Linked DNA regions of Homo sapiens: region 1 is linked to region 2. The links are chromatin contacts, found by Hi-C or POLR2A ChIA-PET in ENCODE. All regions are on one chromosome and are shown on one strand. The core of a region is the stretch at or near the end of the contact, and the rest is flanking DNA. Distances in the headings are between cores, read along the strand shown.

The links. A loop is a pair of places that touch in the nucleus more often than their neighbours do. ChIA-PET counts read pairs that join two places held with the same protein, here RNA polymerase II (POLR2A). Pooled maps may share reads with other maps.
Region 1: a loop to region 2 is called in a pooled map, with 4 times the contacts of the local background. The contact joins two enhancer-like sites. A Hi-C loop is called at or near these places in 9 of 37 single-sample maps with no recorded cell type and 4 of 50 pooled maps. POLR2A ChIA-PET finds 5 or more read pairs at or near these places in 1 of 52 experiments (activated B cell).

The regions. Positions count from the first base shown.
Region 1 is chrX:13,757,946-13,760,445 of GRCh38, reverse strand. OFD1 (OFD1 centriole and centriolar satellite protein) reads right to left here. Exons shown (of 23, transcript NM_003611.3): 15 at 1,998-2,109; 16 at 1-331. Among named protein-coding and RNA genes, the nearest start is that of OFD1, 24 kb to the right of the region's middle. RefSeq lists an enhancer at 1,003-1,092. Within about 2 kb of position 1,250, at least 4 of the 41 ENCODE cell types and tissues checked have a DNase peak (open chromatin) inside an H3K27ac peak, as active enhancers do.
Region 2 is chrX:13,250,558-13,256,658 of GRCh38, reverse strand. No RefSeq gene overlaps it. Among named protein-coding and RNA genes, the nearest start is that of LINC02154, 50 kb to the left of the region's middle. RefSeq lists an enhancer at 2,227-2,346. Within about 2 kb of position 2,423, at least 3 of the 41 ENCODE cell types and tissues checked have a DNase peak (open chromatin) inside an H3K27ac peak, as active enhancers do.

The DNA.
Region 1 (2,500 bases), core at 1-2,500, 500 kb before region 2:
TTGGCAGAGTTTTTAATGACTCTCCGATGGTAACTTCTGAAAGCCTTTTCCAAGCGTTCGGCCTCTTGCTGAAGCTCTTTGACCCTTGCCTTAGTATTGGCTACAAACTCAAGGTCAGAATCAGGGGAACTACCCTCCACCCATGCAGTTGGATAATTTGTGATCCTTGATGCAACCATACGTGCTAGAACGTTTTCCTGTTTAAAAGGATTGTTCAAGAAATCCCCACTTATCTCACCATTGCAAGGCACCACATTGCCATTTATTAATCCATTGACAGAACGATCGATCACAGACTGCTTTGGATTGCAGTACACTTCATTCTCTAGGGCTGCAGGGTACAAAAAGCCAATTTCAGAAGTAAGTGGACAAGGCAGAGAAGAAAATATACTTGAGAATATTATTTTTTTGAAAAATGGAAGAGAGTAATAAGGACAAACTTGCACTATACAGTTTCTGAAGCCATGGTAACGATAACCACTAACATTTACTGAGAGCTTATTGTACCAGCTACAGCTTTGTATGTCTTTTGTAACATGATATAATTTCAGAATCCATTATGCACAATTTTGAAAGCCACAAGGCTCTGAGAACTGAAAATTTATTCATAATTTATTTGGTGGCAAAGCCCAACCAGACTTGAACTCATTTGGTTGAAAAGTTTGACCTGAACTGATGTAAACCCATTTATAATCTTTATTTATCCCAGCATGAATATTCATACAGTTGACTGCAAAATAATTAATGTGCTTTACTATAGGATGCTGTTCAGAACTCCCAGGGCTATTGCGAAATCCACAGCATATGGCCCGAGTTTCATATAAGGAAGTGAGGACCTGCATTCACAACAACACTGTGGTCAAGAAACTCTCACTGCTCCCATTTTACAGATGGGGGGACTAAAGCTTACTGAGGCTGGGTCACACGGTTAGCAAGTCTAAGAGCTACTGGGCTTTCCTAATGCAAAGCCAGTGCACCTGCCCCTCTCTCCTGCAATGCCTCCCCGTGATGCTACAAGAAAGAAGCTTGCCCTCGGCAACACATGCATGCGAAAGAGTTCTATCCTCATTCAACTATTTTTTATTGATAGGAGACTGCTATGATTTCAGCTGTGAGAAGTTTCACAAACAGAACTGAAAGAAAATGAGGAACAGAAAAAAGCAGAAACGAGTAGAGATAAAAATAAAACAAGTGCTGGTAGAAGAGAGCAAGGAGCTGATGAGGAAACAATGCAGGTGGGAACAAGGAAGGCTCAGACCCAGTTGAACTGGTAACACATACGTACTTTCTTTGAACTTGAAAGCAACTGAAGAATAAAGTATCTGAACTTTAATATCCTTCTTACGAAGTAGGAAGGGGCAGAGATGCATCCACAGTGAAGACACAATAATAAAATGATACCAATAACCATTTCCTGAGTGTCTTTTATGTCCCAGGCACTGGACTGAAACCCATTTCATCTTTTTCATCATGGCTCAGTAGGTATTATTATCCCCATTACAAATGAGGAGACTGAGGCCCAAGGAAGTTAAAGTAACATGCCCAAGGTCAAACAACTTCAAAACGGGTCCAAAAGAAGAACAGTTCTGATTCTGAAGGCAATATTCTTTTTGCTAAACCACCCTGCTTGTCCTGTATATTTATATATCTATCAAGGAATCCGTAAAACTACTGAATTGGTGTTAACATTGGGGTAACAAATAAAAAAGGAAATCCTATAATGAATATGGGGACTTCTATGTTACCACCACGCCTTTCCTATTGGGGCATGAGACTCTCCCAAGCCATGAGGCACCTATGAAGCAAAATACTTTTGCTGATGATCCAGATGGTATTACCAAAATGGATAGGGAGTTTTACTTCTAAGATGACACATATTTCTATGGCTTTTCCCCTAAAACAATAATTAATATTCAATAAATTATGATCATTACATTTTCACAGACACCAGAAGCTTTATACATACAAAAATATTTATGGGTTAAAACGTCTCTAACCTGTCTGAGTTTGCTTCAGTTGCAATTTTAAATCGGCAACCTGAGTAGTTAAACTCTTTACAGAAGCTTTGTAACCTAGAATCTGGGCCTTCAGCTGTGCAGAATGCTCAATCTGAAAAGATTCAGAATAGGAAAAGAAATCAATGTAAAACAAATCACAGCTTGCTTCAAAAGGAAAAGTTCTCTTATCATGTTTGTACTCTTTTTGTTCTGCCAATTCCAAGAAGCTTTATGACAGTAAACAACAGGGTCCCTATTAAAAAAAAACACAAGCAGAACACACAAACAAGTTCTTCACCATCTTTTTCAGTCATATCAAAGAACTCTAGGGCATGCAGGCAGAAATCAGAAGACAGTGAATGTTTGTAATACTTATCAGGGTGAGAATCGAGAGATAACAGTGGGCACCATCAGGCACTCAGAAAATTTTATGTTTAGGTGAGTTTGCTTTCTTCTCCATTTTATTACTATTACGAATATAAAGTCACGTTATCACTGCAGAA
Region 2 (6,101 bases), core at 1,174-3,673:
CCTGACTCTTTCATCTTAAACACTGTGATACTGCTCACTTTAGGCTGGAGCTTCTCGGTGACATTCGGGGCTGGCCATTCTTAGTTGTGGGGGCCTGTCCTGGGCATTGGAGAATGTTTAGCAGCATCCTTGGGCCCTACCCACTAGATGCCAGTATCACCTCCAAGTGGTGACAACCAAAGATGTCTCTAAACATTGCCAAATGTCCCCTGGGGGACAAAATTACTCCCATTTCAGAACCTTTGTTACAAACTTATCAACTTCTAGCCGATAGTTTCAACAGGGAACTGCTGTAGGGCTTTAAATGTGTGAAACAATGAGATGAGGGAGGGGGCTTGTGATGTGATCTGATTGCTGCTTTGAGACGGTCCCTTGGCTGCTGCTTGCAGGGAGAAAGGAGACAAGAAGGTATTCCAAGAGACTTGCTCAATTCATGGTATTAGTCCAGGAAAGAGGGGATAATGGCATAGAGTGGGATTTTAGCAGTAGGAATGGAGAAGAAAGGAGGCATTGGAGAAATGTTTGGAGAGAGAGCTACAAGCCACCAGAACAAGTTGATGGACTAGAAAATATGTGGACAAAACAGATCAGCATCCAAGATGGCTCTTAGATTGTTGGTGCTCAGTACTACGTACTGACATGTAGAATATAGCAGGAGAAACTGGTGGAATGGGGGAATTCTTGGAGAGGTAGGGAGAATCAAGAATCCTGCTTTGGACGGGGCACAGTGGCTCACACCTGTAATCCCAGCACTTTGGGAGGCCAAGGTGGGAAGATCATTTGAGGCCAGGAGTTTGAGACCAGCCTGGCCAATATGGTGAAACCCCATCTCTACTAAAAATACAAAAATTAGCTGGGTGTGGTGGCACACACCTGTAATTCCAGCTACTCGGGAGGCTGAGGCAGGAGAATCACTTGAACCCAAGAGGCAGATGTTGCAGTGAGCCAATGAGCCAAGATTGCACCACTGCACTCCAGCCTGAGCAGCAGAGTGAGACTTACTCCAAAAAAAAAAAAAAAGAATCCAGGTTTGAGATCTCAATTGCCAGCTCATCAGGGTGAGGAGGTTACTGGGTCCAAGAGTCCTAGAACTCAGGGGAGAGGAGTTGGGAAAATAGGTTTGGTAAGAAGACAGATAATATTTGAAGCTATAGAGAAGTGAGTGTAAATGGAAAAGAATTGAGAACTTTATACTCTTGGCAACTCTATAATTTCGAGCTCCATTTTCAACCCCACCCTGCCACAGATTAGAGGCAACACATTAGAAATGGAAGAGGCTAGCGGAGACTTAGACTAGCTTGATTTAGCAGGAAACCCAGTTAAGTTTGAATTTCACATAAATAGTGAATAATTTTTAACTAAGTATGCTTTGGACATACTCATTTTGTCTCGCAATCCTAAACGGAGACCAACACCAGGGAAAGACGGCAATGTTTGATGATCATGATGTGTGCCTTGAGACACAGCAGATGAAACAATGCTTGACACCTTCTTTGAGAAGATGGGCAAATGTGCAGCATGTTTGAAAATGTATTTCCAAAATGAGATGTGTGACAAAGAGTTAAACATCCCTACAACAACCACAACCACAACCACCCCTGAAGAGGAAGCCTCAACCTCCCAATCCTCTATGCTAGCTACAAAACTATAGCTGAATTTTCTGGGCAACTCCATAGGCCTAAGGGACAAGAAAGCACCTTAGCAGATAGAAGATGTGAGAGCCCATTATTATAACTGGACAAGAAACTCAAAAGCTACAGTAGCTTTTATTGTTATGGCACAAGACACTTTAGAAACAGTTGATTTAACAGTTACTTTATGTTTTGTAGGTGAAGAAACTAAGACCTTGTGATGAGGTGTGCAAACAGTGGAGCCAGATAAAACCCGGGTCTTTTGACTCCTAAGCATAAACTACTCCAGGATTCACCAAGTGTGGGACACAAAATGAGAACACATAGAATATCATGGCCCTTGAGTTAAGCTGTCCTGAAGAACCCTGCTAGGCCATGCATGCTGAGTCATGCAGAGGGGGCCCCCAGGTGGCTCAGGGCAGTGTTCATTGCCTAACCGGCACTGAAGTCCTGTACTTCAATATTTTATCATCCAGTCAGACATGCTGGTGCTTACGAGCTGAATACTGACCTTGTTCCCAACCTATCTTCTATCATGCCTTCTTTTTGTAGGGTCTTGTCTCCTCTTGTCACAAAAACATAGAAATTTCTTTCCAGCACAAACTACCTAAAAGGGAAGGATAAACCAGATTGTCTGCTCTCTTAAGCATTTGTAGACAGACAACTTTTAAATAGAAGTGCATGCATGAGGTTCTAAAAGCTGTACAGGAACAGCAAGTCCCAGCCAGAGATCCTTCTAGAAAGAGAAACTCAAACTCCTGCTGTGACTATCGAAAATGAGAGTGTGGGAGATTTGGCTGTTGAGAGAAAAGCTGGTATCTTTGCTTCAGGTGAAATCGCAAGATTATGAAGTAAACTTAAAATAATCATAGAGTTGCATCCTCTAGCCTGGCTGGTGAAGTATGTTGAGTGTAGATTTAAGGAAGAAAGCTATGGAGCACACTTTGAGTGGCAAGTGTCTAATGAGTGTAATGACTGCCTAGAATATTTCATTTGTATTATCCTTGAATACCTAATCTATGGACTACACATATCATTTGACCCTAATACAAGCCTGATTTTAAAAAAACATAACACATATTATGTCTAGACTACAATCAAGCTTAAAAGTTTTACAAATTCCCTGGTTTTACTGCCTGTAAGTATGTATTTCTAAAATCTCACTTTAGGGAAAGGAAACTGGCGGAGGTGGAGTGGGGAGTGAAGACAGGAGAGTGTCTTTCTCTGCTGTATAGGAAATGGTTTGGTTTAATCTGAAACCACAATCACCATTTTATTCCATGAATCCCCAGTGCTCCTAGAACACTAGATCTTTTTCTTTCCAGTGCCCCTTCCCTACTGCAGTGGAAACTCCACCTGATATTCTTACCACCACTCTTTGTTCTTCTGCTTACTTCTGCCCACCCCTATCGTGCCCAGTTTGCATCGTTTTGTTTTCTTGCTGGAAATAATGAACTTCCCATTTCCATGCTACAGGTTGATTCTCTTTCATTTCTCAGTAGCCTTCACTTCTGTGTGTCATGGTTGGTTGCTTTCCCCCTACCTCAGGGTGCCTCTCTACCCATTAGGGACTAGAGTTCAAGTTTAACACTTTGCCCTCACAGCTGTGTTTTGCTGCACTCGATGACATAATATTATACCACTGACCTAAGAGTGGAATGACTTTAGTGTGTATATCAGTCACCTATTGCTGCATAACAAATAATCCTAAAATATAACAACTTCAAACAACAATATTTATTACCTCACAGTTTCTATGGGACAGGAATCTGGGAGTGGCTTAGCTGGGTCCTCTGGCTCAGGTCTCTTAAGGTCTGTACGGAATCAAGGCTGGAATCAAGGTGTTGAGCAGGGGCTATAATCATCTCAAGGCTAAGCTGGGGGAGAAGACACTTCCAAGTTCATGCAAGTGGTTGTGGGCAGGATTCGCTTCCTCAAAGCCTGTTGGACTGAGGGCTCCATTCCTAGCTAGCTATTGGCCAGAAGACACCCTCTGTTTCTTGCTGCATGAGCCTTTCTGTAGAGCAGTTCCCAATATGATGGCCTGCTTCACCAGAGAGAACAAATGAGAAGAGTCAGAGAGAAAGCACAGCTGAAATAACATTCTTTAGAACTTAATCTTGAAAGTAATATCCCATGACTTGTGCCACATTCTGTTTGCCAATGTCAAGTTACTAGGTCCAGCCCACACTCAAAGTGGGGACTACACAAGGGCATGAACACTGGGAGCGGGGAATCGTGGGGGCCATTTTAGAAGGTGTCAACCACTGTGTAATGGTGCAACGTGGCATAAAATTTTTAAATTCACATGGATTTAAGCAGCAAAGTGTTTAGAGATCACTACTCTTTGCCAGTTTATTCCAAAACATCAAATCCACTCAGAACATGAGAAATCTAGGCTAGAACTGTGTGTATGAGATAACAAGTCCACCAGGACCCTGGCTCTGATTTGTACGCAGTGTGGGCCCAAGCTGATGTCCTTCCTGCCCTTTCTAGCAACCTCCCTATCATCACCTGCTGGCTTTTGCATTTCTCCTAGCCCTTTCAGACACCCACCTGCCCATCCATCTACCTTCCTACCACTACCAGCCCACTCCCTTGCTCCTAGTGTCTGCTCCACTTTCTGATGCCACATGCCTGGGGTCTCCCAAATGGTCAGTAGCCCAACTCTCTGGATATGGTCATCCAGCTATCTGAATGTCCCCTCATCCACTTAAGCTTGATCTAGTCAAAATTTCTGTTCTTTCCCAGTCTGGAAGGCTAGTTCCTAAGAACTTGCTTCTCCTACTCTGGTCCTTCGTATTACCTGATAACCTCTTGTTCTGACCCATGAAATGGACCCAGCTGTATGTTGAGTTACGGAGAATAGCCAATAACATCATGGAAAATAAATTTGTTAAATGGATTATGATTGGTTTTATGTAGATAAAAAACGGCAGCCAGGAGAGCCTTTTGGCTGAATTTTCCAATTTTTCTGCAGGGTTTTTTTTTTTGTTTTTTTTTTTTTTTTTTTTTAGATATGGATACAATTGAAAAGTTGGCTCCTGTATGTTTAGGGAAGCTGCTTAAGAAATTGTTGTGAAGCTACTGTCTCTGTGAAAATGAAGAGAGGAGGGTCATCAAAAGCTAAGAAGGAGACAAAGAAAAATGGCGACTAAATGCAATGTGGTGTCCTGGGTGGGATCCTGGAACAGAAAAATGACATTAGTGGAAAAACTGGTGACATTCAAATAAAGTCTGGGATTTAGTTAATTGTAGTGCACCAATGACAGTTTCTTAATTTTGACAAAGGTACTCAAGTCACGTAAGATGTTAACCATGGGGAAATTGGGTAAGGGGTTAAAAAAATAAACACTGAGGAGAAATTTGGATAATTTTTATGTTGTGAAGAAACCCTTCAAAAAAGCATAAGGATGTGGGTTTTGTTTTGTTTTGTTTTTAAGAGGATGTGATTCCAGGATCACTTCTGTTTCCTCCCCAGTCCAGATGCCATCTCTTAGGTCAAGACTGTGAGGCAAGCATTTTCCAAGGGAACCACATGCTCGGTGTCCACATTCTTCCTATCTCAGAATGGTTAGAAACAGATGTTTCCACACAAGAATTTCAGCACAGAGTCGGTTTCCCTGCTGAGAAACACACCCACGCTCATGTGTATTTGTTAATTTCTTCCCAACACATAGCTTTCGATTGTAGCAATAGTTTTCCAACCACAAACATATGAAGTCCTGGCCTCAGTGGCCTCCCAGAAGTGCATATTATTATCAGGAAAGCTTGGCCAGTCCCCTAGATGAAGAAAGATGTGAATTTCACTTCCTGACATTTTCAGTGTGAGTGAACCCAGGTAAGCATGTGTCCCTGACCTCAAATATGGTTTTTCCATTTATTTTGGATGGCCACTGCTGAAAAGTATCCTGCTGAAGGGGTAGGTCCAAATCAATCTGGTAAGCATATTGCAGAGGAACTAAAATGAACCCCTTTCTAGTGTGACCACCAGATCGTCAGAGAATGTGTTCAGCATGACATCTCCTAATTGTGGCTTTTTCCTGCAACTAGGGAGAGGCCAAGCATAGTTTTTTGAGGAGTGAAACTTCCAGCAGCAAACCGCTTGGATAATTACTCAAGGTTTTCCCTACAGTATTTTCTAAGGCAATGTGTAAGTATAATTAAGGCTGTTTGAACATGTATTCTCTCCGCAGGATAATAAGGATAATATGTAAGAATCTGTTGCTGATTTATGTGTTTGCTGTCTTCAAGAAAGACTGTGACAAGGCTTTTCAAATGGAGGATCTGATTTTTGCTCAAGACGGTGCCTGTTTTAAAAGTAGTTGTTTTACCACTATTAGAATATTATTTAAGGGCGGGGCACACCTGTGATCCCAGCACTTTGGGAGGCCGAGGTGGGCAGATCACCTGAGGTCAGGAGTTGAGACCAGCCTGGCCAACATGGTGAAACCCTGTCTGTACTAAAAA